Regions from separate parts of the Homo sapiens genome. Here region 2 is linked to region 1. A link is an interaction called in ENCODE POLR2A ChIA-PET data of the cell type or tissue named here. Cell type or tissue: PC-3. All regions are shown on one strand. Links, peaks and the distances in the headings refer to the core of each region. The heading gives the core; the rest is flanking DNA.

Region 1 (10,695 bases), core at 3,766-8,765:
CTTTGCAGGGTACAGCCTCCCTCCCAGTTGCTTTCATGGGCTGGTGTTAAGTGTCTGTGGCTTTTCCAGATGAACTGTGAAAGTTGTTGGTGCATCTACCATTCTGGGTTCTGGAGGATGGTGACCCTCTTCTTACAGCTCCACTCGGCAGTGCCCCAGTGGGGACTCTGTGTGGGGGCACCCACCCAACATTCTCCTTCTGGACTGCCCTAGCAGAGGTTCTCCATGAGTGCCCTGCCCCTGCAGCAAACTTCTGCCTGGACATCCAGGCATTTCCATACATCCTCTGAAATCTAGGCGGAAGTTCCCAAACCTCAGTTCTTGACTCTTGTACACCTGTAGACTAAACACCACATGGAAGCTGCCAAAGCTTGGAGCTTATACCCTCTGAAACCACGGCCTGAGCTGTACCTGGCCTCTTTTAGTCATGTCTGGAGCAGCTGGGACACAGGGCACTAAGACCCTAGACTGCACACAGAAGAGGGACACTGGACCTGGCCCATGAAACCATTTTTACCTTCTAGGCCTCTGGGCCTGTGATGGGAGGGGCTGCTGCAAAGTCTCTGACATGCCCTGGAGACATTTTCCCCATTGTCTTAGGGATTAACATTAGGCTCCTCATTACTTATGCAAATTTCTGCAGCTGGCTTGAATTTCTCCTCAGAAAATGGGATTTTCTTTTCTATTGCATTGCCAGGCTCCAAATTTTCCAAATTTTTATGCTCTGTTTCCCTTTTAAAACTGAATGCCTTTAACAGCACCCAAGTCACCTCTTGAATGCTTTGCTGCTTAGAAATTTTTTCTGCCAGAAACCCTAAATCATCTCTCTCAAGTTCAAAGTTCCACAAATCTCTAGGGCAGGAGCAAAATGCCACCAGTCTCTTTGCTAAAACATAACAAGAGTCACCTTTGCTCCAGTTCCCAAATTCCTCACCTCCATCTGAGACCACCTCTGCCTGGATTTCATTGTTCATATCGTTATCAGTATTTTGGTCGAAGCCACTCAACAAATCTCTAGGAAGTTCCAAACTTTTCCACATTTTCTTGTCTTCTTCTGAGCCCTCCAAAGAGTTTCAACCTCTGTTACCCAGTTCCAAAGTTGCTTGCATATTTTTGGGTATCTTTTCAGCAGTGCCCCACTCTACTGGTACTGATTTATTGTATTAATTTATTTTCACACTGCTAATAAAGACATACCCAAGATTGAGCAATTTACAAAAGAAAGAGGTTTAATCGATTCACAGTTCCACATAGCTGGGGAGGCCTCACAATCGTGGCAGAAGGTAAAAGTCACGTCTCACATGGTGGCCCACAAGAGAAGAATGAAAACCAAATAAAAAGGGTTTTTCATCATAAAACCATAAGATCTCATGAGACTTATTCACTACCATGAGAAAAGTATGGAAGAAACCACCCCACCGTGATTTGATTATCTCCCACTGGCTCCCTCCCACAACATGAGGGAATTATGGGAGCTACAATTCAAGATGAGATTTGGGTGGGGACACAGCCAAACCATAACAGTGATGGTATTTGAAAGCAGGGCTTTTGGAAGATAATTAGGTTTGGAGGAGGTCATGAGAGTAGGGCTCCTGTAATGAGAATAGTGTACTTATAAGAAGAGAAAGAGACCATAGCTCTCACTCTGCCATGTGAAGACAGTGAGAAGGTAGTCAACTGCATGCCAGGAAGAGGCTCTCACCAAACACCAAATCCACTGCTCCCTTGATCTCAGACTTCCTACCCTCTAGAACTGTGAGAAATAAATATCTGCTGTTCAATCCACCCAGTGTATAGTATTTTGTTATGGCAGCTGGAGTTGAATAAGACACCAGCATGCATGCACACACACACACACTCTCATTGTACTACATGCACATGTGCATAAACACACACACCATACACAGATAACATACTATACACACGTACACACAATTTCATGCATATATACACACCACACTACATACAAAGCCCATGTACACACACCCCTCCCCATCTACCTTCACACACACATATCACTCAGCACCATGCCCTTGATCCACATTGATTGGTCATTCTCCAGGTGTGAAAGGTCCTTTCTCGCCTTTCAGGCCTTGACACATGCTGTTGTCTACACATGGAATATTTCTCTGTGACTGTCTTCATCTGACTCATTCTTTCTCATCCTTCAGTTCTCATCTTAGATGGCCCTTCCTCCAGAAAGCCTTCCTGACATCTCCATTCTCCTACCTTAAATGGCTTAGATCCGATAGGGCCCTGTTGTTGGCTTGTACAATAGTTCCTGCTGATCTATGGTTCCACTTTCCATAGTTTCAGTTACCCACGGTCAACCACAGTCTGAAAATATTACATGCAATAATATATTTTGAGAGAGAGAAAGTCCACATTTATGTAACTTTATTACAGTATATTATTATAATTGTTCTATTATATTAAAAGATGTTAACCACTTACTATGCCTAATTTATAAATTAAATTTTACCATAGGTATGTATAGAAAAAAACATAGTGTTCATGGGGTTTAGTACTAGCCATGGTTTCAGGCATCCATTGGGGGTCTTGGAATACAGCCCCTGTCGATAAGAAAAAAGTACTGTTCATTTTTTTGTAGCTCCATTCAGTGATGTCATGTTGCTGCTTGAAATTGGTGGGAATCTTTACACCATGGAAATTGACAAACACTATAAATCAGGAGCTTTTTTCTTTTTTTTTCCTTTTTTAATTTTTTTTTTGGTAGAGCCAGTAATTAGACCAAGCATACCACTAATTAGACTCCGCATAGTCTTCCCATAGCACCTCATAATTTCTTTTTATTTATACCTAACATGTATTACCCATATTTTCTCCTTGTCTGTATAGCCCACCAGACCATAAGCTCTGTGAGGACAGATGCTGCCTATCTTGTTTTCTACTGGTACACCCAGTACTTTGCATAGCTCTCAGCTACATGGATCTCAACAAATATATTTGGATAGATTACTAAATGAATTCTTATTGTCTCTCTCCTTCTATTTGGTATCTGACATAGTCAATCTCCTAATTGTGGATCATAAAGCCATGGGAATGTGGTTACAGGACAGTTCTGTTCCAGGTAACAATGAACAAGTCATCAGAAGCTGAGACCCAAGCTCTGGAGCAACATCTGTGAATTAAGAGCTCAGTCCTTCCAGGGTGACATTACCCTTTTATCTCCAGCCAGCTTTTAAGAAGGTGGAGGAGGTGAAGCACTTAGAAAATGATGAGATGAGACTTAACAGCAAGACTCCAAGAAGCTCTTCCCCCACTTGCTGACGCCTGAACTTGCCTTAAAGAGCGATAGAGCATTTATTTCCATGATCAGAGAGAGATATCAAATGTAAATGTCTGTTAGGAGTGACATGTCTTGTTTTAAATCCACAATTCAAGTAAAGCATTCCTACAAAATCTTTCTTTAAAGCAAACTTTGATGGGAGATACAGAGGGAAGCAAAGGAGCCAAGAGCTGGAGGATGCCAATTGCCTAAAATGGGGGAAGGAAAATATAGTAGACAATTTCCTTTTTTTATTATTATTATACTTTAAGTTTTAGGGTACATGTGCACATTGTGCAGGTTTGTTACATATGTATACATGTGCCATGTTGGTGCGCTGCACCCACTAACTCGTCATTTAGCATTAGGTATATCTCCCAATGCTATCCCTCCCCTCTCCCACCACCCCACAACAGTCCCCAGAGTGTGATGTTCCCCTTCCTGTGTCCGTGTGATCTCATTGTTCAATTCCCACCTACGAGTGAGAATATGCGGTGTTTGGTTTTTTGTTCTTGCGATAATTTACTGAGAATGATGATTTCCAATTTCATCCATGTCCCTACAAAGGACAAGAACTCATCATTTTTTATGGCTGCATAGTATTCCATGGTGTATATGTGCCACATTTTCTTAATCCAGTCTATCATTGTTGGACATTTGGGTTGGTTCCAAGTCTTTGCTATTGTGAATAGTGCCGCAATAAACATACGTGTGCATGTGTCTTTATAGCAGCATGATTTATACTCCTTTGGGTATATACCCAGTAATGGGATGGCTGGGTCAAATGGTATTTCTAGTTCTAGATCCCTGAGGAATCGCCACACTGACTTCCACAATGGTTGAACTAGTTTACAGTCTCACCAATTTCCAAAAATGGTTGCCATCAATTCCACCACCCCACAGCAGGTGCATGCCACACCTTCTGCTCCTCCCATGAAGAGGGGAAGTCACCTTGCAGCTGGACTGACCTTAACTTGCTTTGACCAATAGAATGTATTCAAAGTGGCCCTGGGTCAGTTCTGGGCATTTAAGAGGCTGCTTCCCTTTCACACTTTCTGGGAAAGCCACTACTAAGAGTTTGCTGTGCATCCTTCCAGACCTCTTTTTATATGTTCATATCATAGATTAAAAATACAATTGTTTTATGTCGTGTTTACTTTAAAATTTTTCATTTGTATATATTTAGGAGGTCCAAGTGCAGATTTCTGACATGCATATATTGCATCATGATGAACTCTGGACTTTTAGTGTACCCATCATCTGAAGAGGGAACATTGTACCCAATAGGTAATTTTTCAGTCCTCACTCTCCTCCCACGTTTTGTAGTCTTCAATGTCTGTTATCCCACTCTGTATGTCCACGTGTACCTATTGTTTATTTCCCACTTATAAGTGAGACCATATGGTATTTGACTTTGTTTCTGGGTTATTTCACTGAGGATAATGACCTCCAGTTCCATTTACATTGCTGCAAAAGACTGGTTTCTGTTTTATGATATTTTATAACATAAATTTATATACTGTATCTATTTTATAACTTTCTTTTTCTTATTCAGTAGTAATTTTTGGAGATTTAAGTCCATTTATAGTATACAGGTGTAATTTATTGCTTTAACTACTGTAATTCTAGTGTATAAATTTATCACATTTTATTTAACTATTCCTCAAGTAATGATCATTCATTATTCATAATTTTTTTATTATTACAAAAATACTACATGGAGTTATGCAGATCATGACACATCTCCACATATGCATATGCAAGTGTTTCTCCAGCTGGATCATATAGCATGCACATCTTTAACTTAATAGAAACTGCCAAATTATTCTAAAAAAATAAATGCATCAATTTATTCGTTTACCAGCAGTATATAAGAGTTGTTATTTTCACACAATTTTATAACTCCTCAATATTATTATTATTTAATATTTGCCTTTATGATGGCTAGATACAGTATCTCATTGTTTTAATTTGCATAAAGCTGATTACATATTTAGCAATATATTTACAGCCACTGTTTAATCATTGAAAGTGCTTGTTTATATTCTTTGACCATTTTTTCTGTTAGAATGTTTCTTTTCCTCTTTTTTTACATAAATCTGCATTACCAATTTGGTATAGACACTGTGCTAATATAAATTTTAAATTACCTAAAATAAGTCTTCTGATTTCAAGCAGAGAGAGCAGTTTAGTCACAGGGAGTAACTGAGATATATATATCAATAAAGCAAATATTCGTAATAATGAGAAGATGGGAGAATAGAAAACCACTTACACAAGACTATTCTGACATAAAATTTTATTTGAAAAAATAGTTTGTCCTAAGGTGTTTAAAAATGATAGCTTTATTTAGGGAAAATTCTCTTGCCCAAATAAAGTTATAGTTTAAGAAAAATTGATTTGAGTGTCCTGTTTTTGTTTCCAGGTTCTTCCATCAAAAGATGGCATTAGTATTCCATAATTTTCATGCTTTCTTAGTTCATTTAAAATTTTGATATGTTATAATCTCCTTAATACTAAGTATGGTGGTACTACTCTGCAATGGGAAACGCACTTAGCACAGAATTAAGTATTATCATGCAACGCAGAGTTTTTTTAAATTTAGCTTTCAGCAAATTAGGTGACTAGAGATATTTAAAAAATAAAAAAAAAGCATGTCAAGGTCAGGCATGGTGGCTTATGCCTGTAATCCCAGCACTTTGGAAGGCCTAGGTGGGCAGATCACTTGAGCTCAGGGGTTTGAGATCAGCTTGGGTTAACATAGCAAGACCTCGTCTCTACTAAAAATAAAGAAAAATTAGCCAGGCATTGTGGTGCATGCCAATAGTCCCAGCTACTCAGGAGGTTGAATGAGGCTGGAGTATTGCTTGAGCCCTGGAATTGGAGGCTGCAGTGAGCTATGATAGTGCACTGCACTCCAGCCTGGGTGACAGAGAAAGACCCTGACTCAAAAAAAAAAAATCATTTTCCAAACATTCCTTCATTCCTTGGAAAATTTTGTAGGAACATGATCTACCAATCAAACATATTGGTGAATGCCTAAATGTGCCCTCCTCACCATTACAGACATTGCTGACCTACTGCACCGGCAACAGCATTTGCTTACACATTTGGATCACTCTTGCACCCACTTGCCCCTTCAGAAGCCCCAAAGTTTCAAGCTCTCAGCCATTCTTCCTGCTATGAAAACCTGCTATTAGAATAAGGTCTTATATCACGCATTTATATCTACGACTGAATATAAGCCAAATGTTATCTTCTTCCTGGAGTATTTACATAGAAAACTTCTCTCAAACTGAGATTTAAAGCTCTGATTATTAATTGTGGGAAAAAACCACATAGTATAAAGATTACCATCTTAACCACTTTTTATGTGTACAGTAGTGTTAACCATAAGCACCTTATTGTGCAACAGATCTCCAGAACTTTTTCATCTTGCAAAGCTGAAACTCTATACCCATTGAACAATTCCCCCTTTCTTTCTTCTATCTCCAGCCCCTGGCAACCACCATTCTACTTTTTGCTTCTATGAATTTGGTTACTTTTCATACCTTATATAAATAGAATCATGCAGTGTTTGTCTTTTTGTGACTGGCCTATTTCACTTTCCATAATGTCCTCAAGGTTTATCATTTTTGTGACTGGCCTATTGCACTTTGCATAATGTCCTCAAGGTTTATCCATGTTGTAGCATATGACAGGATGTCCTTTTATAAGGCTGAATAACATTCCATTATATGTATGTATATACCACATTTTCTTTATCCATTAACTCATCTGTGCACATTTAGGTTACTTCTACCTCTTGGCTATTGTGAATAATATTACAATGGACATGGGTGTGCAAATATGTCTTTGAGATCTTATTTTCAATACTTTTGGATGTATATGCAGAAGTGGGATTGCTGAGTCATATGGTAATTCTATTTTTAATTTTTTAAGGAAACTTCACACTGTTTTTCATAGTGCCTGCACAATTTTACATTCTGACCAACTAGAATGTTTCTTACCTATTCATACTTTTATATATCCTGGATAATAATTGCCTGTCATATATGACAAATACTTTCTTAAAGCCTGTCCCTGGATTTTTAGCATCTTTTAAAATGTCTTTTTTTCATACAGTAGCTTTTTATTTTGGTGTGGTCTAATTCATCATTTTTCTACTTTAATTTTTCTTCCAAGCCCAAGGAAATAAATACATTGTTTTAAACTTTAAAAAAAATTTAGGACTTTATCTGTAATTTATTTTTGAATATGGTATCAAGATTGAGCATACTTTTTTTCCTCATAGGTAATCAGTTGTTTTTTCTCTGACTTGAAAATGCCAATTCTGCCATACAAAACTCTTACATGTAGCAAATTCTTCTTCTACCATATTACCTTGGCTTTTACCTCCCAAATCTGAGTGGAAATAACACAATATTTTCCCCTATTATTCAGCAAGCATGTAATTGAATGTTTTGAGTGAACAAAGTTAATCATGGTCACAATTGAGTTGGAGAAGGAATTGTGGAATAAATGGAGAGCACAGAGCTTTACTTTGAAGAGATTGCCATCTACTCAGGGAATACAAAGCACACACAGATCATTACTTAATAGCACTAAAGAGTAACAAGATAAGCAATGTAAGGTGTAGATAAGCATAGAAGTGCTGTGGGGCCCACTCTCAACCAGAGGTTACTTCCTGGGAAACTGAACCAATCACTTCCCTCCCTCCCTCCCTCCCTCCCTCCCTCCCTCCTTTCCTTCCTTCCTTCCTTCCTTCCTTCCTTCCTTCCTTCCTTCCTTCCTTCCTTCCTTCCTTCTTTCCTTCCTTCCCTCCTTCCCGGGAAAGTGAACCAATCCCTTCCTTCCTTCCTTCCTTCTTTCCTTCCTTCTTTTCATTTGGTTTTTGAACTGTAACTGTTTTTATTGTGAGTAATGGGAATTGAGTATACCATTTTCCCTCTGGCTTGTCAGCACTACATCGTATATATATATATGCACATAATATATATATACACACACATACATACATGTACACTATATATAATATATACATACATATATAAATAATATATACATATATGTTTACTTATATATACACAATTTTTATATATATTTGTATATATTTTTAATATATTTTTATAAATATGTATAAATATATTTGTTTTTATATATTTATTGTTTTTATTTTAATAAGTAGCAAATAGTAACTTAAGATCATTTGGATTCTTATTTCTTAAACCACTAGAGAGGCTAAACATTTTAAAGCTATATTTGTTTGCTGTTTGTGTTTTCTTTCTGTAAATTATATTATGACTGCTGTGTCTTTGTTTATTGAGACTCAGATTTCAATCCTTCACCAGATGAAGTTTTGCACAGTTCCAAAACTGATTTCATTATCTCCTCAATTCTCAATTTATTCCAGTGAGATAATTATTATTTAATTTTACTATATCAGCTCCATGTTGTTCTCCACCCAAATCACTCCCTACCACATGGATTTTGCCAGAATTGTTTTTGACAGTTGCAGTCCATTTTGACACTTGTCATTCATACTTACCTATATATATTCTTTTTAAAATTTGTTTCAATTTTTATTTTAGATTCAGAGCATACATGTACAGGTTTGTTACATGGGTATTTTGTGTGAGATGGTTTGTGGTACAAATGATCCCATCACCAAGGTAGTCAGCATATACGTGATAGGTAGTTTTTTAGCCTTTGCCCCTTGTTCTTTCTCCCCCTTCTAGTTGTCCCCAGTGTCTATTGTTCCCATCTTTATGTTTATGAATGACCAATATTTAGCTCCCACTTGTAAGTGAGAACACAATGTATTTGGTTTTCTACTCCCGGGTTAATTTGGTTAGGATAATAGCCTTCAGCTGCATCCATATTGCTGGAAAGAACATGATTTTGTTCCTTTTTATGGCTCTGTAGCATTCCACAGTGCATATGTAACACATTTTTAAAGGCCATTTGACTTTTATTTTTAGTTTTTAGAAGAATGGAAACAAAATGGTCAATTATTGTGGATTACCTTAAGAGTATTCTCATAGGTAGATGAAAGAATTGACCTACCAGATAGGGTTAATTATATTCACCCATTAAATGTTGGACAAACTCTACCAAATACAATTTTAGCTGCAGTATAATTTGTGCCAAACTGTTCTTTTTTTAAACTTTTATTTTAGGTTCAGGGGTACATGTGCAGGTTTGTTATATGGATAAACTCATGAGACGGGCAGGAGAGGTTGTTATACGGATTATTTCATCACCAGTTACTAAGTTTAGTACTCAATAGTCACCTTTTCTGCTCTTCTCCCTCCTCCCACCCTTCACCCTCAAGGAGACCTTAGTGTCTGTTGTTTCCTTCTTTGTATTCATGAATTCTTATCATTTAGCTCCCACTTTTAAGTAAGAACATGTGGTATTTAGTTTTCTGTTCCTTCGTTAGTTTGTTAAGGATAATAGGCTCCAGATCCATCCATGTTCCCAGAAAAGACACGATCTCATTCTTTTTTATGACTGCGTAGTATTCCACGTTGTATATGTACCACATTTTCATTATCCAATCTGTCATTGATTAGTATTTAGGTTGATTTCATGTCTTTGCTATTGTGAATAGTGCTATAGTGAATATTTGCATCTATGTGTTTTTATGGTATTTATATTCCTTTGGGTATATATCCAGTAATGGAATTGCTGGGTCAAATGGTGGTTCTGCTTTTAGCTCTTTGAGGAATTGCACACTGCTTTCCACAATGGCTGAACTAATTTACACTCCCAACAACAGTGTATAACTGTTCCCTTTTCTCCACAACCTCACCAGTATCTGCTATTTTTTGACTTTTTAATAGTAGCCATTCTGACTGGTGTGAGATGGTTTTGATGTGCATTTCTCTAATGATCAATGATAATGAGCTTTTTTTCATATACTTGGCCACATGTATGTCTTCTTTTGAGAAGTGTCTGTTCATTTCCTTTGCCCACTTTTGAATGTGGTTGTTTTTCTCTTGTACATTTGTTTAAGTTCCTTACAGATGCTGTATATTAGACTTTTGTCAGATGCATAGTTTGTAAATATCTTCTCCCATCTATAGGTTGTCTATTTACTCTGTTGACAGTTTCTTTTGCTGTACTGATGTTCTTAAGTTTAATTAGAGCCCACTTGTCCATTTTTGCTCTTGTTGCTATATCTGTTGGCATCTCTGTCATGAAATCATTGCCCATTCCTATGTCCAGGATGGTGTTGCCTAGGTTATCTTCAAGGGCTTTTATAGTTTTGGGCTTTATGTTTAAGTCTTTAATCCATTCTGAGTTATTTTTTCTATGTGATGTAAGGGAAAGGTCTGGTTTCAATCTTCTGCACGTGGCTAGCCAGTGATCCCAGGACCATTTATTGAATAGGGAATCTTTTC
Region 2 (10,695 bases), core at 2,164-7,163, 200 kb before region 1:
CCACTTCTTGTTGCATGACTTGGACACACACAATTCAAGTTTGCTTGCAATCTTAATGTGACTTTAAATATCTCTCTTTACTCCAAATTATGCTGGACTTACGTCATAGCTTAACTCTCAAAGAGCATTCTCACTTTCCTTATTTCTAGGTTTTAAGGACCATCCCTGTCTCACCTCCATGGACTGTCTACAATATGCATGGTCAAAAAGTAGACCCGTTCTGCAACCGGACAGCAGAGAAATGTGTCTGTGATACCCACACAGTCAAGAGGCACACTTAAAATAGCATCAGACCCTAAAAAAAGATAGGAAATGACCACAGACCAGTGGGCCAGACAGCACATGTATCCTCTGTCCAGGACCCATGGCCACTGTTGGCAGGCCTACCACTGAGGCAAATCCTACTAGGAGGTGGAAGTCATGAAAAGAGTTTTTCCACATTCCTTTCTGTGATCTACAGTAAAAACCTCAGGGAGATATTGAATCATCTGCTGTTTTTTACAACCCCAATTAAACAAAATTTTCTGCACCTCCTTCTCCTTCCGCATTCTTCCCCCCACCCAGTTTCCTTCTTCCCCCTTTTCGTCAATGGAGTGGTGTGGAGGAGGGTAACTGAAGCTAGGTTGGGGATTTGTTCCCAGACCACAGGAATTAGAAACAATTTAAACAAATGTTTAAATTATCAGGATCCTCTTTGTTTCTAGCTTAACTAAGAATTGCAAACGGTATCTATGAAATTTCTCTTTTTCACTTCCCATGTGCTGTTTCCAATGCAGTTTCATGAAGACACATACACAAAATCTTCTAAAATCCTTGTCTTTTCACATCACACCAAACAGTAATACTGTTGATTACACAGGTAAAACTTGCCTCAAAAGATGTTTTGTAGTCGATATACATTAAACCAAAGCAGAGTATTTTGGGGACCCTTAACACCTAATTTTTTTTTTTTTGTTAATCAACACTTTCATGTTTTCTTGAAGCTAATATCAGTTTAGGTGCTTATCACTGTGCAAGGCAATATGATTCTAATCAAGCCAGCAAACGTAACTAAGAAGGCCTGCTGCCTGTTGCTAGAGGGCTCGGAGGGCCTTCAGATGCCAGTGAGACCCCAGCCTCAGCTGGTGTCCTGGTTCAAAAGAATTCGGGGATGAGTCCGAATGATGCGAAAGGCAAGAAGCTTTGATTCCAAAAATGAAAGTACACAGTTGAGAGAGAAGTGCAGGCGTGCTGACGAGAACAAATCACACACAATTAAGTTTAGGTTTTTAATTTTATGGGTGTTTCTTTAATTAGGGGGTGGAATAATCATTCTGGAAAAGGAGAGGATTTCGGGGACCCTTGTTACCATCCCCTTTTTCTCTTTTTCGGGTTTGCCAGAAAGAGTCATAGATATGTCAACCTGACCAGGATTTTGGCCATTTGTTGTCCCTTCTTTTGGGTTTTCCATCAGCCCATGGTTTATTTGCCTAGTTATTGTTTTAGCTGTGGTTGGGGGTTTTCTATCCTCCTGTGCCTGCCCAGTGCTATTCCTATTTCAGACCCATCAAGTGCATTATGAAAGCAATATTTGCATACATTTGGAAATACTAAGGTCTCATCTCCAAATTATTGAAATCCATAATTTCAGATCAATCAAACTAAATAGTCATACCCTAGGAAGTTCTGTCTCATAAGAATAAAGCAAATGTGGCACATATACACCATGGAATACTATGCAGCCATAACAAAGGATAAGTTCATATCCTTTGCAGGGACTTGGATGCAGCTGGAAACCATCACTCTCAGCAAACTAATACAGGAACAGAAAACCAGACACCACATGTTCTCACTCATAAGTAGGAGTTGGACAATGAGAACACATGGACACAGGGAGGGCAACATCACACACCGGGACCTGTCAGGGGGTGGGGGGCTAGGGAAGGGATAGCATTAGGAGAAATGCCTAATATAGATGACGGGTTGATGGGCGCAGCAAACCACCATGGCATATGAATACCTGTGTAACAAACCTGCACATTCTGCACATGTATCACAGAACTTAAAGTATATATATAGCATCATTGAGTATTTTCATATTGCAATGTATGCTATTTGTTTGTTTGTTTTAATTTCAAAATAGAAATCTAAGCAATGTCTTTCAGAGATCAGCTACTAAGGAAAATGCAACATCATCTTATGCCTGCTCCTTTGTATTTATTTTAAAACAAGTTAATCTATGAAAACATCTATTTTGAAGAGAACTTTAGAGAACTTAGGCTATTTTTTAAACTATCTAGCCTATAAATTCCCCAAGAGTGAACACTTGTCTGCCTCTGACCACTCAGTTATTCAGCTATCCAGTTCTCAGCATGGAAATTGGCAAAACATTTTCCCATCTTAGCAGCTTCTCATCACTGTAGCCTTTTCTAGACATTAGCAAAATATGTTGTAAAATCTTTTTAAAATATAAAGCATGTTACACTTAAGTATAAATTGCTAATATCTTAAAATATTGTTCCAACCCAAGATATTTAAAAATCTTTACCAGGAGAAAAGTTTCAACCTAAAGAGATAGTGTAGGAAGAAAACAAAACATTGGCCTGACTTGGAACCCACAAGGGCCCAGTGGTCCAGTCCTGACACTGCAGTTACTAGCCGTGGGACATTAGGCTACTTGTGTCAGCATTCTGAGCCTCATTCTCTTCTTTCAGAGAAAGGGGTCTGCGTGGAGCTTTGAGACATCTTCAATTTCATATATTGAAGTAGACATTCCAGATGGAGGGGAGGTTGGAGAACTCTGGGACCTTAAAGAACAGGTGTAGTGGGAATAAGACAGGCTGGAAGTATGAGAGGCTGTCAGAGCATGAGATACTAGAATTCAAGATTCAACATTAGAATAGTTACTGAGGGTAAGGCCAAGGGAGTGAGAGGCTACAGTGAGGTGGTAGCAAAGTCTATTGCAGGTGGGGTCAGGAAATGTGGCTAGGATTTGATGGAGATCTCCCTGGGTAATAAGAGGGATTTTGGTGAGAAGAAAGACTGTGAGCTGGAGCCCAATATCTTTAGTGAATATAATACACGACCTGGAAATTAGTAGAGCATAGTAACTTGGTGCAGCCATGTAAGTGCCAGACAGACTTTAGTTCAAATCACAGCTCCACCGTGGACCACTGCTAGTTTTTGGGCATGTTGCTTACCATGTCGAATCACAGTACACTCAACTATAAACTGTGAGAAATAAATACGTCTATCCCACAGAGCTGTTATGTGTAGCAGATGCTAGTATAATAATTACCTACCCAACAACCATTTGCATCTTCTTTTTTACTAACAAAACAAAATCCTTTATGAAGCTAAATGCTCAAGCTAAGTTGGTCCCAGCCTTAGACCCACTGGGTAGATCTTGATTCGTCTTAGCCAGTCATGGTGATCCCTTCTTCCTTTCCAATGATTGACTTATGAAAGACTCAATACTGGACAGTGTGATGTAGGATAAGCTAAGATGACTTCTGGGAAATATTTCCTATCTTTTTACTTTGGTGTGTGAAGATGTGATGCCAAGAGCTTCTGCAGCTATCCTGAGGAAAACTAGCAGATAAGCTAAGCTTAATGAAAGAAACCCTTAGTTACCTATCAAAGGCAGTATTTGAAAGACTAATGACAAAATTTCTGAAAACAGTTTGGAACTTGAGAATTTGGATTGAAATATAATCTAAACATTGTTCCTTCTTAGCAACATAGAAATTGCATTATTATCTTTAAAAGGAGAATAGAGAGAGAGACCTTGAAATGAGAAGCTAACAGATCTGTCTTTTAAAACCAGCAGTGACTGGAACTTAATGAATAAATTATTGGATGTTCTACCCTTCTACCCCTGTAGTTATTATGTGCCTTAGGAGGTAGATTAATGTTGGTTCAAGAAGTATAAAGTGAGTCATAAGAAGAGAATCTGATTCAATGATCTTGACATTTATTAAATGCCAAAGATGATAATTTAAACTGTGTTTTTTTTTTTTTTTTTAGATTTTTAGGGGAGGTGTCCCATTATCTAAATACATTTAAGAGACAAAGCTGGCTGTGAATGTAGAGTGATTCAGACAGCATATATTTATTCACAGAACTTATAGCTATTGACATATGGGAGAGCAATCCAGAAAGTGAACACTGTAACCTCATCCTTATTTTCCTACCTGCCCACTTTTCAAAGGGAAGAAGCTGTCTGACTTATTGGCTGAAAGCCTCATAGGCAACTTAAATAGTTTATCAACTTTGAGTCTATACTTCAAACTTTAACTGAACCGAACAAGCAAGCTGTACACACTATAAATGGGAACATTGTAAACATATATTTGGATGTGTGCAGGATGTACAGGATCAAAAATATTTAACAATCATTAAGGCATGAAAACTGACAATTGGAGTGAATGCCAGCTGTGGGCTGCAGCAGAGTCTTGAGAGGCCAATATTTTTTCAGCCATCAACCCTTCAAGTTTTACATCGTGGGGTGGTGGGAGGATCCCAGAGGAAGAGCTAGATGGCTAGAGAAGGGGTGCTGTTTGCCAACTGGTATGGGACTACTTCAATAATTTAATAAACAGTGTGGCCACACTGGAACATACCAAGTAAACACCAATCCTGAATACAGAAACTCATCGAAGTTGTCTTTTGACTGCTAAGGAAACTGACCCAGAATGTAACTGACCTGTCCAAAGTCATATCCAGTTAGCTAGCTGCATACCCAGGGCTATATTCCAGGTTTCATGCTTCCTAGTCTTTTACTATTTTCATCTCTGTATTCTAGGGAGAAAATGAAAACAAAAAAGTCCCAATTTTTGACCATCCAGGTCAAAGGAAAGGTCCAAAACTAAAAAACCAAAAGTAACCATTTTTAACACTAAATTGAAACCATCAACACACTGATAATTTGATTAATGATGCAATTTTTCCTTTGCTTACCTTAGGAAATCAAATAATTAAATCTAATTTTGGAGTGTTTATTTTATTTTTGTTTTATTACTCTGTCACCCAGGCTGAGTGCAGTGGCACAATCTGAGCTCACTGAAGCCTCGAACCCTGGGGCTCATGCAATCTTCTTTTTATGGGCTCCCAAAGTGCTGGGATTACAGGCATGAGCCACTGCACCTGGTCAGTGTTTATTTTAAATTGTGTTATTTTTAACTACTCATTCTTTATTTTATTTTGTTTTTTTGAGATGCAGTCTCACTCTTTCACCCAGGCTGGAGTACAGTGGTACAATCTTGGCTCACTGCAACCTTCGCTTCTTGGGTTCAAGTGATTCTCCTACCTCAGCCTCCTGAGTAGTTCGGATTACAGGCATGTGTCACCACGCCCAGCTAATTTTTGTATTTTTAGTAGAGAAAGGGTTTCACCATGTTGGTCAGGCTGGTCTCGAACTCCTGACCTTGTGATCTGGCCGCCTCGGCCTCCCAAAGTGCTGGGATTACAGGTGTTAGCCACCACGCCCAGCCTCATTCTTTATTTTTAATACAGAAAGAAAACTCGTTACTGACTTAGAGTAAATGTGATATAGTAGCTTAAAAATAATTAATTTGGAGGCAATTGAGTAATTAATTTGGAGGATTGAGTGTTCTGCTGCTTATTAGTTACGTAAACTTTGGACCTGAATCTTTGCATTTCTGAGCCTCACTTTTCTAATCAGTAAAGTGGAGGTAAACAAAGAGCAGGATTATTGAGAAATGGCCACAGAATGGAGTGCAGGCCATTCTGAGATGATGGAAATTTTTGTTTGTTTTGCTTTTTTTGAGACAGTCTTGCTTTGTCACACAGGCTGGATTGCAGTGGTGCGACCTCAGCTCACTGCAACCTCCCCCTCCCAGATTCAAGGCATTCTCATGCCTCAGCCTCCTGAGTAGCTGGGATCACAGATGAGCACCACTACACCCAACTAATTTTTGTATTTTTAGTAGAGACGGGTTTTCACCATGTTGGCCAGGCTGTTCTCGAACTCCTGGCTTTATGTGATCCACCCACCTCAGCCTCCCAAAGTGCTGGGATTACAGGCATGAGCCACTGTGCCTGGCCGCATGACGGAAATTCTATAATTGGTGTCCTCCAATGCAATATCCACTGGCCACAGGTTGGCTGTTGAGCACTTGAAACATAGCAAGTGCAACTGAGGAACTGAATAAATTTTATTTAATTTTATTTAATGTATGTTTACATCTGAATAGCCACATGTGCTTGGTGGTTCCTGTATTGGACAGTGCAGGTATGTAGACAGCAGAGGGAGATGCAGAAGTGCAAGGAGAACTTAAGATGCCAAAGCCAGGAGGTACTGAAAAGAGAGAGAGAGAGAATGAATCCATCAGCCTGTGTCTGTTTCTGAGTTTTTGCTCATTTCTAATCCATGCTTACCCCTCGAAGATCCTCCTTTTTCTTGAAGTAACTTCAGTGCATCTTGTTCCTTCTCACAGAACTCATCTGAATGTTCACACTCAGAACTAGTGAGATTAGAGAAAGGATCAGAAGCCAGGTGTCCTGATATTCCTTAAAGCTCCTTCCAGTAATGTCATGCTCCTGTCTTTCTCTTTCCAAAGAGAACCTATGTGTACACACACACGCACACACACACACACACACACAATCATTTCTCTGAGACTTGTTCTGGCTTTGAAAATTTATGTAAAATTTTAATATCAATTTTATTTGCAAAAGCATGTTTTCAGGAAGTAGTCTGACTTGCCACAAATTTCTTTGGATGTAATTGTGTTGGACATTTTTTATCTTGTTTATTGCAAGAAACTTTTAATATGCTTGATAGCTTCAGTGTTATGTCCATCCTTTCCCTGCAGTGGCTGACTTCCTGCTGCACCAGTCCAGGCATTTTTGTGCCAGTTCCCATATGTTCATGTAGCCCCAAGGCAGATTTGCTGATATGCAGTGGGTTGAAAAAGAATACTTCTACGAGCGCAACATTGCATACCAAGGAGATTATCTTTTAGAAAGACTTAAAAGTCCAACAGATATGCCACAAAAGGTTAGATGACATTGATGGTTAGCAACTAGGAGTGGTAAGCACAGATATTAATGGACAGTACACAATCATTCATCTTGACTCTAGATTATACACCGAACTAAAAAATAAAAATGGATTGCTTTAATAATCCCTTTCTTTCTCATCTTCTCATTTAATGGGTTGGAGATGCTAAACCTTCTGTACTAACCCAATAATAGTTGGTAGAAATAATGGATATTTAAACTATGTTATCTGGCTCTGGGAAAGCCACTCCTAGAAAATGGGAAGAGGGGCTGGATGCGGTGGTTCATGCCTGTAATCCCAGCACTTTGGGAGGCTGAGGTGGGCAGATCACAAGGTCAGGAGTTCGACACCAGCCTGGCCAATATGGTGAAACCCTGTCTCTACTAAAAATACAAAAAAATTAGCTGGGCGTGGTGGTGCATGCTTGTAATCCCAGCTACTTGGGAGGCTGAGGCAGGAGAATTGCTTGAACCTGGGAGGCGGAGGTTGCAGTGAGCCAAGATTGTGCCACTGCACTCCAGCATGGGCCACAGAGTGAAATTCCATCTCAAAAAAAAAGAGGAAAAATGGGAAGAGGTTTATTTACTTCTAAATTTGACCAAAGAAATACCATTAATTAATTAATGGCTTAAAAGTGGTATAGAAACATGAACTCAGAAGACCTATCAATGCTTATTTCTCATTAAGATGCATTTCAGAATGCATCCTATTGTTCTTTGGGTGCTAATGAATCCATATTTAAAACATGCACACAAAAGCATCTCTCATGCTTCTGAGACAATTGCTGTAAAAATGCACCAGTTGATGGTTTGCTTAAATGGAGCAAATTGTCACCAAGTTGCACAGCCTTATTATCTGTACTGTCACTGCAGAAAATCTCACTGTGTATGTGACCTGAATGCTTATTACCTAGTGGAAAATTCCATAAATGCAGAATAGCCTACAGCACTCAACATCTGCCTTTATTTTTTTTTTTTTTATAATCAAACACAAGGGATTGCCAGGGAATAGCTCCCAAAACCATGGGGCCTCTTTACAATCCTCTGTCATTTTTGTCTATCTATATTAATTCTTAAACTGCATCCATTCAAATTGCCATGCTTCAGCCCTGAGGAATGTAAATAAGGAGGCAATTATGAAGATGTGTTTTCCGGTGCCACACATTTAAATGATTAGCTGAAAGTCAAATGTTAATGTCACAAAATAGAGAAATAAAATATATTCAAGGTATTTTGCCCATAGTTAATAGGCTAAACTAGAGCAAGCAATCTAACATTGCAAGGAAATTTGAATGTGGAGACTCAGTGTTCTTTTATTAGCTAAATGTACAGAACAGTAGATATATTTCATTTGCTTTAGCCTCCAGGCAGGATTGGAGGGATTGTGGGGGTAAAGGTGAAGGAAGAAAATGTGTGGAGATGGATTGTATGACAAAATGTAAGTGTACAGTTAGGCAGGGATGTGAGATGAGAAGACAATTCAGAGCACAGTCCTCAACCTAAAGTTGCCAAGTGCTCACAGACAGCAAGGAAATTCTTTATTTTGTAGAAATAAGCTATGAGCTCTCTTGAGCCCCTTCCTTCTCTGGGTCCCACCCCCTCCTTTAAGTTAATTTGAACAAACATTAACTATAAAGTTTGTAATGTCTTGAATCACCCCAATTTTTATTTCTCATGCATTATGAAGCTATTCTCTTGAGTAATTTCATAGAGTCATAAAGTCCAATATGAGTTGAATTGTGTGTCCTCCCAAAAATATGTTGAAATCCTAACCTATAATACCTCAGAATGTGACCTTATGTGGGAATAGGGTCCTTGCAGATGTAATAAGTTAAGATGAGGTCATAGTGGAGTGGGGTAGACCCCTAATTCCATATGACTGGTGTTTCTATGAGAAGACAGCCATGTGAAGCCACAGAGATACACAAGCAGAAGGCCACGTGAAGCTGGAGGCAGAGACTGGAGTGATGCATCTACAAGCCAAGGAACACCAAGCATTGCCTATGTTCACCAGAAGCCAGGACACAGACATGAAACAGATTCTCCCCCAGAGCCCCCGAAAGGCACCCGCCCTGCTGACATCTTCCTTTCAGACTTGTAGCCTCCAAAACAGTGAGAATAAATTTCTTTTGCTTTAACTTATCTAGTTAGTGGTTGGTATGGCAGCCTTAGGAAACTAACATAATAATATTTTAAAGAAAACTTAACGTTTCTCCCTTTAGATGACAATTCCAGCCATAATCCAATAACAAAAGTGCTTGCTAGCATTTATTACTTACTGAAGACATGCCAGACACCATCCAGTTTTCCTCAGCAGAACCTACCAGATCACTGCCACAGAAACCAGGCCACCTTGCAACCCTCCTCCAGTATTCAGTGATTCTGCTCTTGCCCATAGATGGTCCACTCAGCAGTCACAGTTTTGAGTCTCTAGAATGCAGTTCTCCAAATTTCCAAAAATTCCCTCTGGGCTACATCCATGTAACTAATACATTGCTCCCTGGAGATAGGCCTAGGAGGAAGTCAAAAAGTCAACTCAACATCATCTGGAAAGCATGAACTCAGAACAAGGTGTGTTACTGGATGAACTAAATATTTTATGGCACCAGATATATCCATTGCAAAAACAAGGATAGTGTTTGGGCTGGTACATTGCTGTCACCTCCTCTGTCACAGAAGCATGAACTGAGCAGGTTCAGCTTTGCTTGGCACCTTTTTTCACAGCTCCCAGAGCCGACCAATCTCTTTCTGAGAGGTTACTGTTTTATTTTACATGTTTTATTTTTAAGCTACATTAGTGTATTAATCAATGATACAATTATAGTTTGGTCTGTGTGTTAGTCCGGGAAGTACATGTCAAGATGGGATTAAACATGCATGGATTTTATTAAAGGAGGGAGCTGAGGAAAGCTGGGATAGTCATTGGTCTATGATGCAAGCCTGACCCTGAAGGAAGGAGAAAGGGGAAGGGCAGGAGGAAGCATCTTAGACATTTACAGTTGGAGGAAGGTTCATCAAGGTATTGGGGGCAGGATGTGGGGCAAGAAGGGTCACTTGTGGCAAAGTGGGCTGTAGAAATGCCCTATCTTGCAGAAATGCATCTGCCTTAGTGTTTCTGTTGCACTCAATCATGGCTGGGAGCAGCCCATGGGAAGCTTGGCCTCAGTACAACATGGCGAATGATTTCAGAGCATGGAAGCTAGAGCCCTTGGTCAGTTATGCATCCTGTCTTTCATGACCCATACACCACAGCCTGGGAGCCATACTTTTTCTTTAAGGGGACTGATTGCCTATCTTAGTAATGTGTTGATTTAAAATTTAACTACCAGAGGCAATTTCACTTCTCATTTATTGGAAGAAATTTCCTGTGGCATGACCTCCAAGTATTTATAATATCTATCTTGTTTTATTCTATTTACTTCTTATACATATGTGTGTGCAAATATATTTATATATACACACAATATTATGCATCTCTTAATAGCAAGAATATGTTCTGGGGAATGCATCACTAGGTGATTTTGTCATTGTGCAAACATCATAGAGTATACTTGCACAAACCTAGATGGTATAGCCTACCTACTATACACCTAAACTATATGGTAAAGTCTACTGCTCCTAGGCTACAAACCTGTACAGCATGCTACTGTACTGAATACTGTAGGCAATTATGACACAATGCTGGGTATTCAT

What was found. ChIA-PET counts read pairs that join two places held together with the same protein. Peaks named below come from ENCODE experiments on the same cell type or tissue, not always from the same donor. Only the 100,000 strongest peaks of a DNase experiment are listed, where the experiment ranks them.
Region 2: POLR2A ChIA-PET joins it to region 1 with 20 read pairs; 2 of 35 experiments call an interaction of 5 or more read pairs at or near these places.

Annotation. Positions count from the first base shown.
Region 1 is chr12:46,748,602-46,759,296 of GRCh38, reverse strand. No RefSeq gene overlaps it. Among named protein-coding and RNA genes, the nearest start is that of SLC38A4, 72 kb to the left of the region's middle. In PC-3, for the core only: no CTCF peak of the experiment used is centred there; a DNase peak (open chromatin) is centred at 6,836; H3K27ac peaks cover 737 bases.
Region 2 is chr12:46,946,497-46,957,191 of GRCh38, reverse strand. LOC124902924 (a long non-coding RNA gene) reads right to left here. Exons shown (of 2, transcript XR_007063285.1): 2 at 7,964-9,514. LOC124902925 (a long non-coding RNA gene) reads left to right here. Exons shown (of 2, transcript XR_007063287.1): 2 at 150-529. Among named protein-coding and RNA genes, the nearest start is that of SLC38A4, 130 kb to the right of the region's middle. In PC-3, for the core only: no CTCF peak of the experiment used is centred there; DNase peaks (open chromatin) are centred at 4,111 and 6,871; H3K4me3 peaks cover 591 bases; H3K27ac peaks cover 1,124 bases.